Linked DNA regions of Homo sapiens: region 1 is linked to region 2. A link is an interaction called in ENCODE POLR2A ChIA-PET data of the cell type or tissue named here. Cell type or tissue: MCF 10A. All regions are shown on one strand. Links, peaks and the distances in the headings refer to the core of each region. The heading gives the core; the rest is flanking DNA.

Region 1 (10,416 bases), core at 1,211-9,210, 86 kb before region 2:
ACAGTTTAAGAGCTGAATCCTTCTAGAATGCCTCCTGAAGGCAGGAGTTACTGTGGACAGAGAATGCAAATGCATACGAATATTAACCCAGACTGAATTATGTTTGAAGTAAAACTTAAATTGTCTTTAAAATTATTTGCATAATAGACTAATTTAGTGAAGCTTTCTCTTAGTATTTAATGAAGTGGTTTATCTGTGGGCCCAATTATAATATAAGCTCTCTCAATATGTGTTCCATGGAAGCAGGGATGAGGTCTACTGTTGACTATATTCCCAGCTATCAGAACAGGGCCTGATATAGCAGGAATTCAAACATTTACTGAATGACTGAATGAATTATTAGGATTCAGTCCAAGAGGCCTGGATCATTTCTGATGGTGGCCCTTGCACACTCTCTGCCTCTGCTTTCTCCCTCTAGTACCTTCTGGTACTGCTGTTTCAGAGTACCACTGCAGTAGATACCACTACCAGTGCTCAGCAAGGCTGACTGGCTCCTGAGAACCTGCTGCATCTGACTGTACAGCCTACTTAGTGGCCTGTTATGATCCAGACTGTCTTGTGTCCATAAGGCTGTACTCATTAAGAGAGGTGTAAACTTTTGTCCCCGCATCCTCATCTAAGTAAGGTACAGTGAAATGCCTTCTTCCAAGTGGAGGGTCCACCTCGCTTATAGGGAATCGATGACTGCCTTGCAGACACTTTCAGGCCAGCAAAAACTCTTTATCATTAAAACTCATTAACAGTTTGTTTTCTTGCTCACTGTTGCTTTATCCCAGGCTTTTTATAGCACTCTTATACCACTCTTTCATGGAATATACAGTCTATCACTAAAATAAACTAATTTTCACTGACAGAAAAAAAATCAAATGAAGAAAATTTCTCAATTTTGAATTTTGCTCCCAGAAACTACTTTAATTTTTAGTGCCTGCCACCAAAATAGCAGGTAAATATTCCCTTTGGATGAAGAAATATTTTTTAAATCCCCCAAACTCAGTTTATTAGGCTTGTTTTTGTTGTTGCACACACAAATGTCCAAAGCACATTTGGAATTAAAATTTTATATGGTATATCTAACTTTTAAATAACATGATAGGTATAAAATTGTTCTTAGGTTGTTTTTCTTTTTTAAATTTTTATTTTAGGTTTGGGGGTACATGTGAAGGTCCGTTACACAGTTAAACACCTGCCACGAGGGTTTGTCATACATATTATTACATCACCCAGGACCCAATTAAGCCCAGTACCCAACAGTTATCTTTCTGCTCCTCTCTCTCTTGCTACCCTCCCCCAGTGTCTGCTGTCTCCTCCTTTGTGTTCCTAAGTTGTCATTTAGCTCTGATGTTCTCAGTTTCTATTACAGATTTACACTTATCAATGTTTCAGGTGTTCTGCAGGGTGCTCATGGCTTCCAGGTAGGTGCACACTTCACCACATGGACACATTTCAGAATTGTTGCTTTAAATGTGTGCACACTTCCCACTGTCTTACCACTTGTCTGCTTGGTGTGTCTTGCAGATTATCAGGCTACAGTGATTTCTTGTATTTTATTTTGACCCTGTGTTCTGCTACCAACTTCCTAGGTTTGTCATGTACTAGACTCAGTGACATGGCCAGGTTCAAAAACTGTGTTTTTTTTTTTTTTTTTAAGATTTTTCCCAAGCTATTAAACATGTACCTTTCAGTATGTTCTACAACAATATAGTTCTCAAATCAAGGTCAGGACATTAAGTCCTACTTTCCTTTCTTCCATGAGAAGAGCTTAATTCTTTAGTCTTTTCAATTAGCTATAGATAACAGTTCTGAAATGTGTCCATGTGGTGGAATGTGTACCTGGAAGCCATGAGGCGCCTTGCACAACATCTGAGATAGGCATAAATCTGTGACAGAATTTTACACATAACATGTTCTTAAAAATGTTAGCTATACCTTATAAAACCTTAATTTCAAATGTGCTTTGGACATTTTTTTATGTGTACTTATGGAGATTTAACCATGACATTTTGGAGGTATTCAAGTTGAAATCTTTTATGATTTCCTTGGGCTTCAATAGAGGCCACAAATACAACATAAAACCATTTCTTATCATCTTTTGTCTCTAAGAACAGTAGTCTCCCTTTACCTGCAGGAGATACGTTCCAAAACCCCCAGTGAATGGCTGAAATGGGCATTTGGATAATACAGAACCCTATACATACTATGTTTTTTCCTATACATACTTATCTGTTGTGCTAAAGTTTAATTTATAAATTAGGCACCTAATTTATAAATTAGGAACATGAGATTCCCAACAAAATAGAGTAAATCTAAAAATATACTATGAAAGTTATGTGATGTGGTCTCTCTCTAAGTATCTTATTGTCCTGTACTCACCTATTTTTTGACTGTAGTTGGTTGTGGGTAACTGAAACCCAGGAAAGCAAAACCACATGACGGGGGGACTACTGGACTTAAGCAATGCCAGAAGAGTATGAATTACTTTATGTTAAGTGTCTGCTTTTAACACATTTTACACTTTTAATGTATTTGGGAATTTTGTGAAGGAACATGGCTTATGATCAGAGAGGTGAGACTTAAGAACACAAATCTCACAAAAAGTTTTTTTTTTTTTTTTTGAGACAGGGTCTCACTCCATCACCCAGGCTGGACTGCAGTGGTGCGATCTCGGCTCCCTGGAACCTCCACCTTTCAGGCTCAAGCGATTCTCATGCCTCAGCATCCAGAGTAGCTGCGATTACAGGCACCCACCACCAAATCTGGCTAATTTTTTTATTTTTAGTAGAGATGGAGTTTTGCCATGTTGGCCAGGCTGGTCTTGAATTCCTGGCCTCAAGTGATCCACCCGCTCCAGCCTCCCAGAGTGCTGGGATTAAAGGTGTGAGCCACCGCACCTGGCATCACAAAAAGTTTTAAAAGGAGCTCCTCCTTCCCCTGCCATTTCCCTTATTAATGTGAAACTAACTTACCAGCTATAGGATCCATGGCTTCCCTATTGCTTGGAGAATATGAACTCTGAGAAGAAGAAAGTCCACCAGTAGAACTGCTAGTAAAGTGCATGTTTGATCTACGAGCACGAGGACCTCCTAATCCCCGGCCAGGGTGAAACATTCTACGTACATGTCGAACACCACTCGATTCATCATAACCCAAAAGTTAAGAAAAAAACGAAAGTATTTCACAGAAAGAAAAAAAATCACCTGAGTCCTTGCTAGACAGATGTAAAGATTTCCTGAATTGTAAGCATTTAAAAACAGCACATTTAACTTAAAGTGCAAATGTCCCAACTCTATCTATGAGGGCTATTAACCCTAAAAAGACACTCAAATGTAAGGCAACATGTGAGTGTGTGTGTGTGTATTGGGTGTGTGAGGTAAAAAAGTTTCTCTATATAGCTCATGAAATCTCAAATACCACCTATAATGAAAAAGGAACAATACTGAATGTATATTCAGCACATCAAAGGTTCCTTTTGGATTATTAGTTTTACTCTGTCTTCAAGCTTCTTTCCAATGCCGCTGCTAAGCAGAAAACAGATTTGCATTTCTTGTATAAGACACACAGATAGATTAACATGACATTTATCACGAAGAAAAATTCCCAGCAGCCTCAACCGTCTTACACAGCTGAGTGTAAGTCAAACTGAAAAAGGTCCTGAGTTGCAAATAGCTGTCAAAACTCATGAAGACAACCTTACGTTTCCACAAAGGCAAATGAGAGGTGGGGGAGGCCAGATCATATAGAAGAGATTTTTCCTTTAAAGTACCAAACAGACCAGCTTTATAATGCAGATTAATTTTTTGGCTGGCTTCTCAGTTTTTCAGCTGATGGTTCTGGAGTTATTTAAGGACCGGATGGGTAGCTCCAAGAGGCCTTCAGGTGTCACGGTACATGCCCTGTTCCATCATATTCATGAGGATGGTTTGGGTTCTAGAGAAAGTGATATGATCATATTTATATATTTGATAATTTTATATTATGATTATATATACATATATATATGTATCTTGAGACAGGGTCTCACTTTGTTGCCAGGCTGGAGTGCAGTGGTGCAATCATAGCTTACTGCAGCCTTGAGCTCATGGGCTCAAGTGATCCTCCTACCTCAGCCTCTTGAGTAGCTGGGACCACAGGTGTGTGCCACCAGCTGAGCTCATTATTTTGGTAGAGATGGGGTCTTCCTATGTTGTCCAGGTTGGTTTCAAACTTCTAGGCTCAAGTGATCCTCCCACCTTGGCCTTTCAAAGTGCTGGGAGTATAGGCATGAGCCACTGTACCCAGCTGGTGACAGTTTTAGACGAACAATTCATAACCTGAAATCAGAAGCATTGAGTCCACAAAATTAATCGCTCTGGTAGGCCAGTAATCTCAGGGAACACTGCCAGAAACTGTTGAGAGACAAGGAAGGGAATGCAGAAATAAAAGCAAGAGGCTGGGCGTGGTGGCTCACGCCTGAATCCCAGCACTTTGGGAAGCTGAGGTGGGCAGATCACCTGAGGTCAGGAGTTCGAGACCAGCCTGGCCAACATGGTGAAACCCCATCTCTACTAAAAAAATACAAAAATTGGCCAGGCGCAGTGGTTCATGCCTGTAATCCCAGCACTTTGGGAGGCTGAGGCAGGCAGTCAGGAGTTCAAGACCAGCATGGCCAAGAGACCAGCCTGGCCAATATGGTGAAACCCCATCTCTACTAAAAATACAAAAATTAGCTGGGTGTGGTGGCGGGCACCTGTAATCTTAGCTACTTGGGAGGCTGAGGCAGGAGAATTACTTGAATCCAGGAGGTGGAGGTTGCAATAAGCTGAAGATAGCACCATTGTACTCCAGCCTGGCTGACAGAGCAAGACTCCGACTTTTAAAAAAAAAAGAAAAGAAAAGAAAAGCAGGAAAGGAAATTTAAAGCTAGAGCTGACCTTATGCTATCCTACTCAGGAACTCGGCAGGAAATGGCTCTCTCTGGAGAAGGGGACCCCAAAAAGGAAAGGAACACCAAGATGCACACCTGTCCCCACCATCTCACCACACCACACCCACAACAGGGTAAGGCAGCAGAGGAACAGAGAGGGAAAGCAAATAATGCCTCTTCATATTTAACTAATTAAATTTTAATTTGGATTAACATTTTCCTCTTTTGTATGAAAACGCCATCCTGGAAGACACAATTTGGTCAAACTGCCTTAAAAAAAATCTAATTGTAATGAACTAAAGATGAAGGACAAGTCAACTTTCACTTAATGAAAATGGTTCATACAATGGTGATAGTATATAAAAAGAGAAATAAATTGCATCTCAGCACTGAGTCACTTTTAGGAAAAGTTCAAATAAGTAAAAATAATTTGGACATTACTTTTCCTCTTTTGGGGGATATGATCCTTAAAAAAAATCAAAATGACAAGCTGGATGCAGTGGCACATGTGTGCCTATAGTCCCAGCTACTCAAGAGGCTGAAGCAGGAGGATCACTTGAGCTCAGGAGTTTGAGACCAGCCAGGTCGACACAGCGAGATCTTGTCTCCAAAACAAAAAATCAAAATGACAAACATTACAAACAACTCTTTTCCTTGTCATCTCTTAAAAGGATATTAAATCTCTAGGGGCTCTGTGTTCAAGTGTAAGATGAGCTGCAAAGTCATCCGTGACATGATTAGGATCGCCTCCAGGTAACGCTGCACATATTGGACAAATCTGAAATGGAAGTAAAGAAAGCAGCTTAATAAATGAACGTCAATAAGACATCTTTCTGGACGAGTATTCTGCTGTAAGTTTTACTATTATCAAGTTTTAACCAACAGAAAACACAGCAGATCCTAAATCAGTGAAAAGCAGTAGAAACCTAAGCAAGAACTGTTCACACAAGGTCCCTCAGGGTCAAACACAACAGTTTCAGACACACCAAACTTGATCTCTGGCAGGGCCTTCTAACAGCCTGCCTGATTCATTTGTATGGTCTAGCAAAATAGTTTCCATTAAAAAAAACTTTAAAATGTGCTATTTAGTGCACATTTACGTGTAAGTCCAGTCTTGAATGGTAAAGACAGATACAAGCCTATGGCACACTTCTCCAAAGCAAGCTATACTTGAGAGCCAATTCCCAAATAAGACAGCAGAGATCTGATTAAATGCAACTGTGCAAACATTCAACAGACATGTTGAATGTAAGACAAATTATGATTACTGATAATATGCAAATGTGGTCTATAAATTTATGAATGTGACTTCCAAGGGGAATATGGTATGGAAGCCCATTTTTAAACCTTATTTCCTGAAGAAATGGGGTGGTAGGCCAGAAGCTTGTAACCAGGTCAGGCTCAAGGAGTAGTAGAACAACTTTCCATGGGCCTCTTGGCAAGAGATGGGAGAAAGTAGGAATAAAATGGTGTGTACACAGTCACAGTTCGGGGAGCGGGTGACAGGTTGGGAAGGTGGTTTCTATAGTTAACAGAATTGGTGAAACAGAGGGAAGGAGAGGGGAAGGCTAGAAAGAATGAGGAACGTTTTAAAGAGGAAAGGCCCTTACTCTTCCGAAATTCAAATGGACAGATAATGTTCTAACAATGGTAGCCAAGCCTTGAAGTATGAACAACTTCAATCTTAAAGAACAGGGCCAAGAAGAAAGGTCTGAAGCAAGGGGCATGACCAAAAGGAGCCCCAGGAAGTGCACAGTTCAAGTTGTAGACTTGTGTCTTTATCCATAAATAAGAAGGTTAAAGATAGGATATGTGATTCATTGCCAGTACATGTGCCGAAATTCTTTCACTTAGGCAAAATCTAGGCAATTGGTCAACCTTATTGTCTGCTGCCAGCACAGTGGGAGTAGGTGGTAGCGCTGGAGATGAGGGGAGATGGAAAAGGTGAGACTTGGAAGGACAATCCTGGGGTACGGAGGGAAAACAAACTGCTCTGATTCCTGAAGCCCAAACAAACATAACTTTCCATCTTCTAACAACTAGAAAGCAGAAGTCTCCTGAGAGTTCAACTCTGATTTGATATCAGTCTCTCTTATGCCTAATCAGCTGTCCTGATTATGTGACTCAGGACTCTGAGAAATATCCTCAGGAAAACCTAAATATGTTCATGAGAAATAACATTTAAGCATGACAGTGTGCAGAAGAACTAGACAGGTCACAATGGAATGTGATGAGGCAAAAGAGAAAAAGAAGTAGATAGACCTGCCTATGCCTTTCTTAGAAGATGCCAGGAAGGTGGTCAGATTCTTTCCTCTGTCAGAAAAGTAGCTGTATGTGTCAAAGTTTACAGATTATCCATCCACTCTCTCTTTACTAGGGATTTAACTTTTACTATCTGTACCATTCCTGTACTCTGACATTACCTGGTTATGTCTGATATACATATTTTACTTTTCACGTGCTTCTGGTCTTACCTAGCTAAACTGTAAACTCTTTGAGAGATGCAGGACAATGTGATTTGTCTTTGGTTTTAAACTCCGGCCAGACTTGCTTTTTTTAAAAAAAAAAAAAAAAAAAAAAGACCAGCAATGTTTGGAGAAACAGAAAACAAGTTCCAGTTATTTAAAAATAAAACAAGCTACCTTAGAGACTCATCATTCTGAAAAAGTTAACAAGTGCTGGGTTATAGTTTTATTACAATATTATAAGGCTGTATAAGATTTTTATTTAAAGAGAAAATAACCACCAAAAGGAAAAGGCATCTTTCTTCTAAGATACTTTCCTTTAGATTGGCCTTCGGGTAAAATCTATAAACAACTTGAGCTGTCCAATGATAGCTGCAAAGGCTTCAGTACTTGAGGGGACATAAAAATGTTGGTAGATGAGAAAAGTCTCCACAAGGATATAGATTCCTAGAAGGAAAACAGAATGGGAAGCAGAGACATCAAACGTACAAAGAATGTCCTAATAAGATAGATAATTTAACAAGTAGAAAAGCACCTTCGAGACAAGGATGTAAAATAAAATCAAGATCCTTCCTTATCGTGTATTGACTTTGGTTCTATACTCAAAATCTTTTTTATTTCATTGCAGTAATTCTGCTAAGATGGCAGGATGAAGGTATTCAGAACTGCTTCATTCAAAGAGAAATAATATAAAACCAACCAATCAACCAACCAAACTTCCATAACTACTAGGGATAAAGAATTACTGAGGATAAGAAATTACTGTGGTGGGAGGATCACCCAGGTTGACAGCTGGCATAGAAAAATCAAGAGGCTAGGCCAGGCACGGTGGCTCATGCCTGTAATCCCAGCACTTTGGAAGGCTGAGGTGGGTGGATCACAAGGTCAGGAGTTCGAGACCAGCCTGACCAACATGGTGAAACCCCATCTCTACTAAAAAATACAAAAATGACCTGGGCATGGTGGCACACGCCTGTAATCCCAGCTACTCAGGAGGCTGAGGCAGGAGAATCACTTGAACCCGGGAAGCGGAGGTTGCAGTGAGCCAAGATCGCACCACTGCACTCCAGCCTGAGCGACAGAGACTCCATCTCAAAAAAAAAAAAAAGAAAAGAAAAAAGAAAATCAAGAGGCTAGATTTAGAACCAAGTGGAAGATGTTGCCACACTTGGGTCACATGAAGTTAACTCAAATGAGGAGTTGGAAAGGAAAACTAAGCTCAGATGCTGATGCGATCACAGAGGCCTGGTCACCTTTTAGGTTTTACATTTTATATTTAGCAAGCTAACTCATGCTTTAAGACAAAAATGCTTGTTCTCAAGACTGTGTTTTCTGAGAGGAAATGAAGGGAACAAGACGAAGAAAGAAAAAGGAGAGCAAAGCGGGGCAGGAGAAATGGAAAAGAGGTGGTGGGGAGTGGGAGGAGAGACAAAGCAAGCCACTGTGCCACTCATGGGCACAAATACTGCTTAGTTTTGAGTGTGTCTTTATTTCTACATCATGGTGCCTAATATCTCTTACAGGACAGGAAAACTCGACACAAAGGGTAACTTTAGGGTACTGACCCTAAAATTATGACAGCTTGTCAACATTAATATTTATCATACTTCCACTGCCACACGATAGAGTAATATCTATTATTCATATGGAAACATTCCATGTAACACACAAGCTTAAAATTACAACAACTTGTCAATTAAGATTTACTTAACTGGCTTAAGTCAGTATTTCTTTAATTTGGCTAAGAATATAAATCATCTGGGCCAGGTGCAGTGGCTCACGCCTACAATCGCAGCACTTTGGGAGGCCAAGGCAGATGGATTGCCTGAGGTTAGGAGTTTGAGACCAGTCTGGCCAACATGGTGAAACCCCATCTCTACTAAAAATACAAAAAAAATTAGCCAGGCGTGGTGGCACATGCCTGTAATCCCAGCTACTCGGGAGGCTGAGGCAGGAGAATTGCTTGAACTTGGGAGGCAGAGGTTGCAGTGAGCCGAGATCGCACCATCGCACTCGAGCCTGGGCAACAAGAGCAAAATCTCTGTCTCCAAAAAAAAAGGAAAAAACATTTGTATTCACAAATGTCCTTGCTGTTCTCAGTGTCGTCTCTGCTGTTGCTCGAGTTTCCTCTTCTCCTTCACCTTGCCACTGAGGGTCACCATCAGTCTTGCTTTTTATCTGCAGCCCCTTTGGAAGCCTTTACCAATTGAGATGAGGTCCCATCCCAAGAACGTACAGAGTCTCCATTTTTCCACATGGTTCCAGGGCATGACTACCAGCCAGCAACCAGTTAGGACACATTATAGCACAGTTTGTTGCCAATGTCTTTAAAATATACCTTCTGAAGTCATTACTCCACATATAAACACCGAATCACTGCTGAATATACAGAACTTTTCCTCTATGAAAGCACCTAAAGTCAGCATGCCTGATTTTTTTTTTAAAAACAACAGCTCCACACATTTTTCCCCATACAATTATCAACCATTTTAAAGCAAGTTTGGATTTCCTCTGGCCTCTCTCTTGAACTAATACAACTACAGCAGACAGCATTCTCTCGATGGGTACTATTCACAGCTTTAAAAACTATTCTTTATAACCACATTCCTATTTCTAGTTCAAGGATCTATGCTATGAAATCCAGGTAAGTTGGTAAAGTTAAAGTTCTGACTGGCTAAATTTGTTATATTATATAATTTTGTTACCATGGACTAATCCGTTAAGCACTTACTGAGTACCAAATCAGAACTAACTTAACACTTTAGTTTAAAACATTATCAAGAAATGAGCATAGTTCCTGCCAACATTAAAGTTCATATGAATTTCATCTCTTTTTAAAAACTGGGGCCAAAATTGGGGCAGGGCACAGTGGCTTATGCCTGTAACCCCAACACTTTGGGAGAATGAGGCAGGGGGATCACTTGCAGACAAGAGTTTGAGACCAGCCTGGGCCACACGGTGAGACGAAGTCTCTACCAAAATATTTTTTTTAAATTGGTATTTTTCATTATTTCTTCAAACTGGGGTACAATTCACGTCTCTGCTTTTGAG
Region 2 (10,416 bases), core at 1,215-9,214:
GGATGTCATCTGTCCATGGAGGAGTAGGGTAAGAAGCTGCATTGCAGTAGGCTGAAGGGTGTCCTTGGAAGCCTAGAAACTGACAGTAGCTATAGATGACTTCTAGAAGATGAGCTGAAATAAGAATGTGAAACAAACTCAACCACTAGGAATCAAATCCAAATTAAAAGGAGACACCATTTCACCTCTTAAATTGGCAGAAAAATACTTTTAATAATACTTGATAATGAGGATGTCAAGAAAGGAATATGACTTGTTACAAGCATTCCAAATGGGATTTTATGGTAGGTTTCAAGAGCAATAGATTTTTGCCCATTCTTTGCCATAGTAATCCCAGCTCAACTCAGTCTATTTAAGTAATTACTGATAGATGCAAAGATTTTAGACACAAGAATGTTTATCACAGTGTTCTTTTTAATATTTAAAATTGAAAACCTATAAATTATTGTCTATCCAAACCAAAAGCAGCAACTAAAAATGGGTAATGAACTAGAAATATGATGTGTTTTTAGTGAAAAAAGCAGGTTACAAAACATTCTTTTCTAAATTATGTATGTACAGCCTGATGTCATTATTGTTTTTGTTTTTTTGAGACTGGGTCTTGCTCTGTCATCCAGGCTGGAGTACAGTGGCATGATCATGGCTCACTGCAGCCTCGACCTCCCAGGTTCAAGCGATCCTCCCACCCTCACTCTCCTGAGTAGCTGAGCCTACAGGCATGTACCACCAGGCCCAGCTAATTTTAAGTTTTTTTTTTTTTTTTAGAGTTGAGGTCTTGCTATGTTGCTCATGCTGGTCTCAAATTCCTGGCATCAAATGATCCTCCCACCTCAGCCTCCCGAAGTGCTGGGATTACAGGCGTGAGCCATGGCACCTGTCCTCATTTTTTATTTTTAATAAAACATGTAAAGATTGGATGGCTATCAGAGTCAATATGGTTATGGGGGTATAATATGGATGATGTATTTTTTTTTATGTTACCCAGGTTTGTTATATGGTATATAGCATGATGCTGAGGTTTGGGGTGTGAATGATTATATCACTCAGGCACTAAGCATTGTACCCAGAAGGTAGGTTTTCAGCCCTTGACTCACTCCCTCTCTCTTCCATCTAGTAGTCCCCAATAAATACATATTTATTGAGTCTTCTGGGTCCACTGAGGACACAATCATGAAAAAGAAAACTATGTCCCCATCCTGGAGGTGTTTACATTCTGGTGACAAAACTAATTGAAGCAGTTCTGATTGATGTTTTGAGAGCTTATGATAAGGTATGAAGGACTTTTTTTCCTTTTAGTTTTGAAATTTTCTGTAATGAACATATACACTGGTTTCATAGCCCTTTTGTTTCTTTTTTCTTTCTTTTGTATTTAAAGAAGCTTGGCAGAGGCCGGGCATGGTGGCTCACACCTGTAATCCCAGCACTTTGGGAGGCTGAGGCAGGTGGATCACTTGAGGTCAGGAGTTGAAGACCAGCCTGGCCAACATGTGAAACCCTGTCTCTACTAAAAATAACAAAAATTAGCTGGGCGTCATGGCACACTCCTGTAATCCCAGCTACTTGGGAGGCTGAGGCAGGAGGGTCACTTGAGCCCAGGAGCTGGAGGTTGCAGTGAGCCAAGACTGTGCCACCACTCAACAGAGTGAGACTCCGTCTCAAAAAAAAAAAAAAAAAAAAAAAAAAAAAAAGCTTGTCAGAGAAATAAATGAGAAATTAAAAGATGGTAAGTGGAGGCCCCAGAGTGAAGGGAAGTGTTTTTGGTTTTAGGAATAGGAGAGTCTAGTGTGTTTAGAGGTTTAGGGGAAGGATCCAGGAGAGGCAGCAGAGAACTGAAGGGTGTATGTGTGTGTGGAGCAGGGAGGTGGGGGTGGTGAGGGTGGGAGATGGAGGGGAGAAGGAGCCCAGATAAATTTAGCTTCCACCAGGAGCAGGATGCCTCTTCCTCTGCTGGTGCTATAGGAAGGTTGCCAATGGGCCGGGTGCGGTGGCTCATGCCTGTAATCCTAGCACTTTGAGAGCCCAAGGTAGGTGTATCACGAGGTCAGGAGTTCAAGACCAGCCTGGCCAGTATGGTGAAACCCTGTCTCTACTAAGAAAATACAAAAATTGGCCAGTGACGGTGGCTCGCACCTGTAATCCCAGCACTTTGGGAGGCCGAGGCGCGTAGATCAGGAGGTCAGGAGGTCAGGATTTCAAGACCAGCCTGGCCAAGATGGTGAAACCCCATCTCTACTAAAAATACAAAAATTAGCTGGGCATGGTGGCTCGCGCCTGTAGTCCCATCTACTCAGGAGGCTGAGGCAGGAGAATCGCTTGAACCCGGGAGGTGGAGGTTGCAGTGAGCCGAGATCGTGCCACTGCACTCCAGCCTGAGAGACAGAGTGAGACTCTGTCAAAAAAGAAAAATTGCCAGTGGAGATAAAGGTGTCCATTTGGGTAGGTCAGGAAGCTGTGGTATTCATGCCTCATGGCCTTCATTTTCTTAGAGCGTAGGGTAAAATCATGCCATTTTTTGCCTCTGTGCCTCATAAGTTTGTACTCCTTCCTCCTTTAAAAATCAGCTGTAAGAGCTGGATGTGCTGTAAGGGCTGGACGTGGTGGCACATGCCTGTAGTTCCTACTTGGGAAGCTGAGATGGGAGGACCACTTGAGTCCGGGAGGTTGAGGCTGCAGTGAGCTATGATTGCACCACTGCTCTCCAGCCTGGGTGACAGAGCAACACCTTGTCTCTTGGGAAAAAAAAAAAAAAAAAAAATCAGCTCCAGACCCCTGCCTTTGTGAACCTTTTCTTGAAGGAAAGAGTGTGGGTTGGGGCCACTTCCAGTGGAATCACCAGGAGGGGAGTGGAGGGAGGAGGGAAGGTGCTCAGAATAAACATTCAATGTCCCTGAGCATTCCTAGATCAACCGGATCAGGATCTCTGAAGGATGGGGCTCAAAGATTGGCATTTGAAAGAACACCCGTGGGGATCCTGATGGTGCAATAAAGTTGTAGAACCACCTCACTAAGTGCTCCCAATTCCTTTTACAATTCTCTATTATTGCAATTTAATCCTTTCACTTCCCCCACTGGGCTGCCCTTGGGCAGGAGTAGGTGTCTTTGTTTACATACTTGTAGCACAGCCCTGCAGTTGGCTATCATAGTGGGCTTTGGGTGCTTATTTGTGAAATGAATGATGTGTACAAAACTGGAACCCAGATGTCCTGATTCCCAGACTCATAATTTGCTCTATCACATTTTATCTCTAGAAGCTGCTGAATTCCTCAGGAAGGCATTTCCTGGTCCAACTGTGCCTAAAACTCATATGCCAATTTAAAAAGCACAAATCCACATAGAAAGATTCTCTGAAGAAGGAGACAGTGTATGGGGGATTGGTTGCTCTAAGGAAGATTAGAAAATGAGGTCACCTGAAAGTGAAGGGAGCGGGATGCACACAAAGTAACAAGCCCCTGGAGCAGGTCTGTTCCAAGTGTGTCACCCAGGTCTCCCCCAAAAACCATCAAGGAGTTAGAAACATACTGTGGAAAAGATCCCTAGAATGTAACAGTTAAGAAGCTGGATGCTCAGGAGGTAATGAGTCATAGAATGCTTGTGTGTGGACTGCATGGAATCCAGAAAAGGGGAAGCCATAGGTTAGAAATTATAGCGTCTCAGCTGGGCACGGTGGCTCACGCCTGTAATCCTAGCTCTTTGGGAGGCTGAGGTGGGTGGATCACCTGAGGTCAGGAGTTCGAGACCAGCCTAGCCAACATGGCTTCACCGTCTCTACTGAAAATACAAAAATTAGCCAGCGTGGTGGCGGACGCCTATAATCCCAGCTATTCAGGAGACTGAGGCAGGAGAATCGCCTGAACCCGGTGGGGTGGAGGTTGCAGTGAGCCAAGATCGCGCCACTTCATTCCAGCCTGGGTGAAAAAGCAAAACTCTTGTCTCAAAAAAAAAAAAAAAAAAGAAGAAGCAATTAGAATTTATAGAGTTGTTGTAATATCCAAAGGTATAGATGCTCTGATACCACTGGGTAGTGCTGTTAATTTAGAAAGAACTGGTCCAAAAGAATGCGAATTCATCTTAGGAGAAATGGGTGTTTCCACTAAGAACAGCTCATCCCTTTTCTTTAATCATTTAGTAACTCTTTATAGATTACCTCCAATGTGTCAGGGGCTGTATTCACTGTGTCTTGCCGGAGATATGACAGTGGGCAAAACAGGTACAGGACGTACCCTTGAGAACTCACAGTATTATTCTTGTTTATTCATCAGGTTTCTAACCTGTAATTTGATATGCTTTGTGGATTTGCCTGGCACTCTGAGCAAATGACCAAAACCAATTATTCTGCCAGGTAGGCCTCTGTTCTCACGTTAATAACATTCTAGTTGTGAGTCATTTATGACTTCGATGAGAGAGTATAAAACAAACAGTTCCATTAGGGGTTGGTTTTTCCCTGGACAAATGGGTACAGAGCTGGGCCTGCTGATGAGCTCAGCAAGAAGTCCCCACCCTGGGAAGCCCTGCCAACTGCCAGCACCTTGTATTCAGCAGGCTCTCAGCCACACACAGGCTAAGTCACAGCCCCTGGCCCCATTAGGAATGTGTGTATCCTTTCCTGCCTGAATGGCCCACTGAGAGGTCGTTGGGAAAATTCTTGGAGCGTCGGATTCCTGGATGTCTTGAATTCCAAAGAGCTTGAATCAGCACAAAGCTTAGGGCCCAGGGCTGTATTTTAAAGGAAGACGCAGCAGGGGCAGGTGATGGTAAATAGAGGAGAGTGAACATGGCGGGAACAGACTTCAGGCTGCACCTGTGACTGAGGACAGCCCCCAAATTCTTAGTTCTGAGAGAAACCCCTGAGGGCCAAAAACAGCATGCTCAGTTCCTGGTAATTCCTTAAAAACAGGCTTCTATCAGACCTGGCTCTAAAAAAACATTCACTCAGGCTGGATCCAGGTTTGGGGCCCTGAGGCTTATATATTTGGTACAGGCAACTCTTAAGAAAGAAGTGCAAAATTAGATATAGGGCTTGGAAGCCCTGTTTGAGGAAGCCAGGGACCCTGAAGTGTAAGCTTCAGTAGTTTCACAGTAAATCCACCTATGTGTTCATGCTGGAGAGTAAAAATATCCCATGTCTGTGATCCCAAAGGATCAGAGGGCTCTCTGGATGCTTAGAGGAAGGAAGGAAGCAGGGATGAGAGCAACTTCAATGTTTTAATTCATTGATCTTATTAATAAATCACATTCCCAGCCGGGCGCGGTGGCTCATGCCTGTAATCCCAACACTTTGGGAGGCCGAGGCGGGCGGATCACAAGGTCAGGAGATCGAGACCATCCCGGCTAACATGCTGAAACCCCGTCTCTACTAAAAATACAAAAAAAAAAAAAAAAAAAAAATTAGCCGGGCGGGGTGGTGGGTGCCTGTAGTCCCAGCTACTGGCTGAGCCTGGAGATTGGCATGAACCCAGGAGGCGGAGCTCGCAGTGAGCCATGATCGCGCCACTGCACTCCAGCCTGGGCGACAGAGCGAGACTCCGTCTCAAAAAATAAAAATAAAAAATAAATCACATTCCCTTTTCTTCATCCCTTACATTCAGTTAAAGGTTTAAATGCTAGACTTGGCCAGGCATGGTGACACACGCCTGTAATCCCAGCACTTTGGGAAGCCAAGGCGGGTGGATCACTTGAGCCAGGACTTCGAGACCAGCCTGGGCAACATGGCGAAACCCCATCTCTACAAAAAAAAAAATACAAAAAAATTAACCTGGTGTGGTGCTGCATGTCTGTAGTCGCAGCTACTTGGTAGGCTAAGGCGGGAGGACCACTTGAGCCCAGGAGGTCGAGGCTGCAGTGAGCCATGATTGTGTCACCGCACAACAGCCTGGATGACAGAGCAAGACCCTGTCTCAAAAAAAAAAAAGTAGATTCTGAGCTACTCGAGGACAGCAATCATATCTTATTTGTCTTTGAATCCCAAGTACTTTGCAAATAGCATTTGTTGAATGGATGAATGAATGAGTGAGTGAGTGAGTGAGTGAGTGAGTGAGTGAGTGAGTGAATTCTCCCAGGAACTGAGACCTGATAGTCATATATTCCCCTCTCCCTTCCTCTTGACTGCTCCGGCAGGTGGCATAGACTAATCATGAACTCTGGAGTAAGACCTGAGTTGAATCCCAGCTTTGCCACATACCATCAGGGTGACCCTGGGAAAGTTACCCAACATCTCTCAGCCTCAGTTTCTTTAGAAGGGAGCCAATAATACTTCCCCTCAAGGTTGCAGTGAGAATCAGTAATAAAGTGCCTGGTATGTCACAGTTCTCAACAAATGTTGACTATTGTATTATTACTTTAGGTCTGGGGTAGGCAAACCAGGCCATGGGCCAAATCTGGCCCCCCGCCACCATTTTTGTAAATAAAGTTTTATTGGAACACAGGGAACACAGTCATGCCTATTTGTTACTTTTTTTTTTTTTTAAACAGAGTCTCTGTCATCCAGGCTGGATTGCAGGGGTGCCGTCTCAGCTTACTGCAACCTCCACCTCCCGGGTTCAAGCAATTCTTCTGCCTCAGCCTCCTGAGTAGCTGGGATTATAGGCATGCACCACCAGGCCTAGCTAATTTTTCTTTTTTTTTTTTTTTTCTTTTTTTGCAATGGAGTTTCGCTCTTGTTGCCCAGGCTGGAGTGCAATGGCACGATCTCGGCTCACCACAACCTCTGCCTCCTGGGTTCAAGCAATTCTTCTGCCTCAGCCTCCTGAGTAGCTGGAACTACAAGCGCATGCCACCATGCCCAGCTTATTTTGGTATTTTTAGTAGAGACAGGGTTTCACCATATTGTCCAGGCTGGTCTCAAACTCCTGACCTCAGGTGATCTGCCCACCTCAGCCTCCCAAAGTGCTGGGATTACAGGTGTGAGCCACCGCGCCCAGCCCTAATTTTGTATTTTTAGTAGAGACTGGGTTTCTCCATGTTGGTCAGGCTGGTCTCGAACTCCTGACCTCCGGTGATCCACTCGCCTTGGCCTCCCAAAGTGCTGGGATTACAGGTGTGAGCCACCTCACCCAGCCTGTTACTTCTTATCCATGGCTACTTTTGTGCTACAATAGCATAGTTAAAAAATTGATACAGAGACCTTATGGCATGCAAAGACTAAAATATTTACCACAGAAAAAGTTTGTCAACCACATACCATCAGGGTGACCCTGGGAGAGTTACCCAACATCTTTCTGGCCCTACAGAAAAAGTTTGTCAACTTCTGATTTAGGCCTTTATCACTTTACTCTCAACTTGTAGTTGTCTCCTAACTGGTCCCCAAGCCTCTCGTCTTTCTCCCATTCTGTTCTTTCTCTACTCTGTGGCCAGTTGTTTCTTTTCTTTTCTTTTTTTTTTTTGAGACAGAGTCTCGCTGTGTCGCCCACACTGGAGTTCAGTGGCCCAATCTTGATTCACCGCAAGCTCTGCCTCCCAGGTTCAAGCAATTCTCATGCCTCAGCCTCCCGAGTAGCTGGGATTACAGATGGGTGCCACCACACCCAGCTAATTTTTGTATTTTTAGTAGAGACAGGGTTTCACCATGTTGGCCAGGCTGGTCTAGAACTCCTGACCTCAGAATGATCCTCCAGACTCAGCCTCCCAAAGTGCTAGGATTACAGGTGTCAACCACCATGCCCTGCCCTTCTTTTTCTTGTTTTTTTTTAGATGTGGTGTCTCTAAAAAGCCATTGCGGCCAAACTTTTTTGTTTTTTTTGTGTTGTGTTTTTTGAAATAGTGTCTCTTTCTGTCACCCAGGCTGGAGTGCAGTGGCATGATCATGGCTCACTGCAGCCCCAGACTCCTGGGCTCAAACAATCCTCCCACCTCAGCCACAGGAATAGTTGGGACTACAGGCACACATCACCACACCCAGCTGATTACTTTTTTTTTTTTTTTTGAGACGGGGTCTTGCTCTATCGGCTAGGCTAGAGTGCAGTGGCGTGATCTTGGCTCACTACAACCTCCACCTCCTGGGTTCAAGCAATTTCTCTGCCTCAGCCTCCCAAGTAGCTGGGACTACAGATGCCTGCCACCATGCCTGGCTAATTTTTGTATTTTTAGCAGAGATGGGGTTTCACCATATTGTCCAGGCTGGTCTTGAACTCCTGACCTTGTGATCCACCCGCCTCGGCCTCCCAAAGTGCTGGGATTACAGGCGTCAGCCACTGCGCCTGGCCCCAATTTTTTTTTTTTTTTTGTAGAGACGAAGTCTCACTATGTTGCCGAGGCTGATCTTGAACTCCTGGGCTCCAGCAATCTGCCTGCCTTGGCCTTCCGAAGTGCTGGGATTGCAAGCATGAGCCACTGTGTCCAACCCAGATGGACACTTTGGATAGAGTCTACTAGGCTTGCCTTTAGCTTTCTGCTGTCCTGTCGTCTCATCGCATCCTGTTATGTAGTCCATAGCTCACTTCATTCCAGGGGGCAGGTTGAAAGCAGACTCAGCTGTTTGTCCTGGGCTGATCCCTGAGTTCATGTTGCTGTTTCCCATAACTTCGCTTTATAATCTGGCACCAGGGAGCCAGTGGCCAGGGACAGTCAGTGAGCTTACATGTTTTCTTGGAAATCATCACCCATCCCTGGGCTTGGCCTTTAGTTTTCGTCTTGCGGTCCTGTCTTGCTGTCTTCATTGCTTGCCCTGTAGATTGGATTTTTGACTCTGAGTACCTGGAGCATTTGATCCTGCCTTTGTTCTCCTAGGCACTGATCCATCAGAACTCAGGGAAAACACAGGCTTAGAAATCAACACTGGCATCATCCCTGCACTGCATGGCCAGATCTGTGCCTCACTCCACATATCTTGGCCCCAGTATGATTTCATGTACATTCCCAAGAACTTTTGATGTAGACCTGGATTATAGCTACTATGTTTTATTGGGATTCGGTGTTGTAGCATGGGGTGTTGACATTGTCCCTTTTTGGGAACCCACCCCCAACTCCAATTTCTTTACCAATCCCAGTCTGCAACCTAATTCCTGATTTTGAGCTTCAACTTGTTCTTCTGTTTTTGGATACTGTCCCAGACTATTTTCTATCAGTGTTCTGAGTTTTCTTGAGTTTTTTGAACCGAGTACCTGTGCTCTCTCTCTCTGCACCACTGCTGCCACCATCCTAGTGCTGAGGCCAACTCTCAGAACTCAAATGGGCAGACATCAGGGATCACGGGTCCAGAAGTATAAATAGTGGCTCATCTCACACAATAGAGTTCATTCACTCATGGAAAGCACTTAGCGTAGTATCTGGCCCAGAGTAAGTCTATATAAGCATTACTGATAATTAGGATGTGCCAAAATGAAGCACATACTCTCTCTTATACAGGGAGATCTTTGGGGTAAAAAATGAAGGCAAATCACCAAGGAATGTGGTTCATTGGCATAATAATATGTAATTTTTTTTTTTTTTTGAGACGGAGTTTCGCTCTTGTTGCCCAGGCTGGAGTGCAGTGGCACAATCTTGGCTCTCCGCCTCCCGGGTTCAAGCAATTCTCTTGCCTCGGCCTCCCAAGTAGTTAGGATTACAGGCATGTGCCACCACACCTGGCTAATAATATGTAGCTTTTTAAAAATTATTATTATTATTTTTTTTAAGACGGTCTCACTTTGTCACCCGGGCTGGAGTGCAAGTGGCTCAATCACAGCTCACTGCAGCCTTGACCTCCTGGGCTCAAGCAAGCCTTCCACCTCAGCCTCCTGAGTAGTTGGAACTACAGGCGAGTGCCACCACATCCGGCTAATTTAAAAAATTTTTTTGTAGAGGTGACGTCTTGCTATGTTACTCAGGCTGGTCTCAGACTCCTGGGCTCAAGCAGTCCTCCTGCCTTGGCCTCCCAAAGTACTGGGATTACAGGCACGAGCCACTGTTCCCAGCCTAATCTGTAGTTTTTAAAGAAATGTTATTCACATACTATAAAATTCACACTCTTCTAAAGGTTTTTAGTATATTAACAAAGTTATGTAACCATCCCCGCTATCTAATTCTAGAACATTTTCATCAGCCTATACCCATTCGCAGTCATTTCCCGTTTCTCCCACCCTCGGTCTCAGGCTGCCATGAATCTACTTTCAGTGTCCATGGATTTGCCTATTCTGGACATTCCATGAAAACGGAATCATATATACTATGTGGCCTTTTGTTTCTGGGTTTTTTTTTTTTTTTTTTGAGATGGAGTCTCGCTCTGTCGCGCAGGCTGGAGTGCAGTGGTACGATCTTGGCTCACTGCAACCTCTGCCTCCCGGGTTCAAACGATTCTCCTGCTTCATCCTCCTGAGTAGCTGGGATAACAGGCACACACCACCATGACTGGCTAATTTGTGTACTTTTTTAAAATAGAGATGGGGTTTCACCATGTTGGCCAGGCTGGTCTCGAACTCCTGACCTCAGGTGATCTGCCCGCCT

Evidence for each region. Peaks named below come from ENCODE experiments on the same cell type or tissue, not always from the same donor. Only the 100,000 strongest peaks of a DNase experiment are listed, where the experiment ranks them.
Region 1: POLR2A ChIA-PET joins it to region 2 with 5 read pairs; 7 of 35 experiments call an interaction of 5 or more read pairs at or near these places.

Annotation. Positions count from the first base shown.
Region 1 is chr2:85,038,826-85,049,241 of GRCh38, reverse strand. KCMF1 (potassium channel modulatory factor 1) reads right to left here. Exons shown (of 7, transcript NM_020122.5): 4 at 5,577-5,678; 5 at 2,964-3,138. Among named protein-coding and RNA genes, the nearest start is that of LINC01964, 23 kb to the left of the region's middle. In MCF 10A, for the core only: no CTCF peak of the experiment used is centred there; no DNase peak of the experiment used is centred there.
Region 2 is chr2:84,952,528-84,962,943 of GRCh38, reverse strand. No RefSeq gene overlaps it. Among named protein-coding and RNA genes, the nearest start is that of KCMF1, 13 kb to the left of the region's middle. RefSeq lists enhancers at 2,415-3,104, 3,105-3,794, 3,795-4,485, 4,486-5,174 and a silencer at 4,504-4,798. In MCF 10A, for the core only: no CTCF peak of the experiment used is centred there; DNase peaks (open chromatin) are centred at 3,573 and 4,453.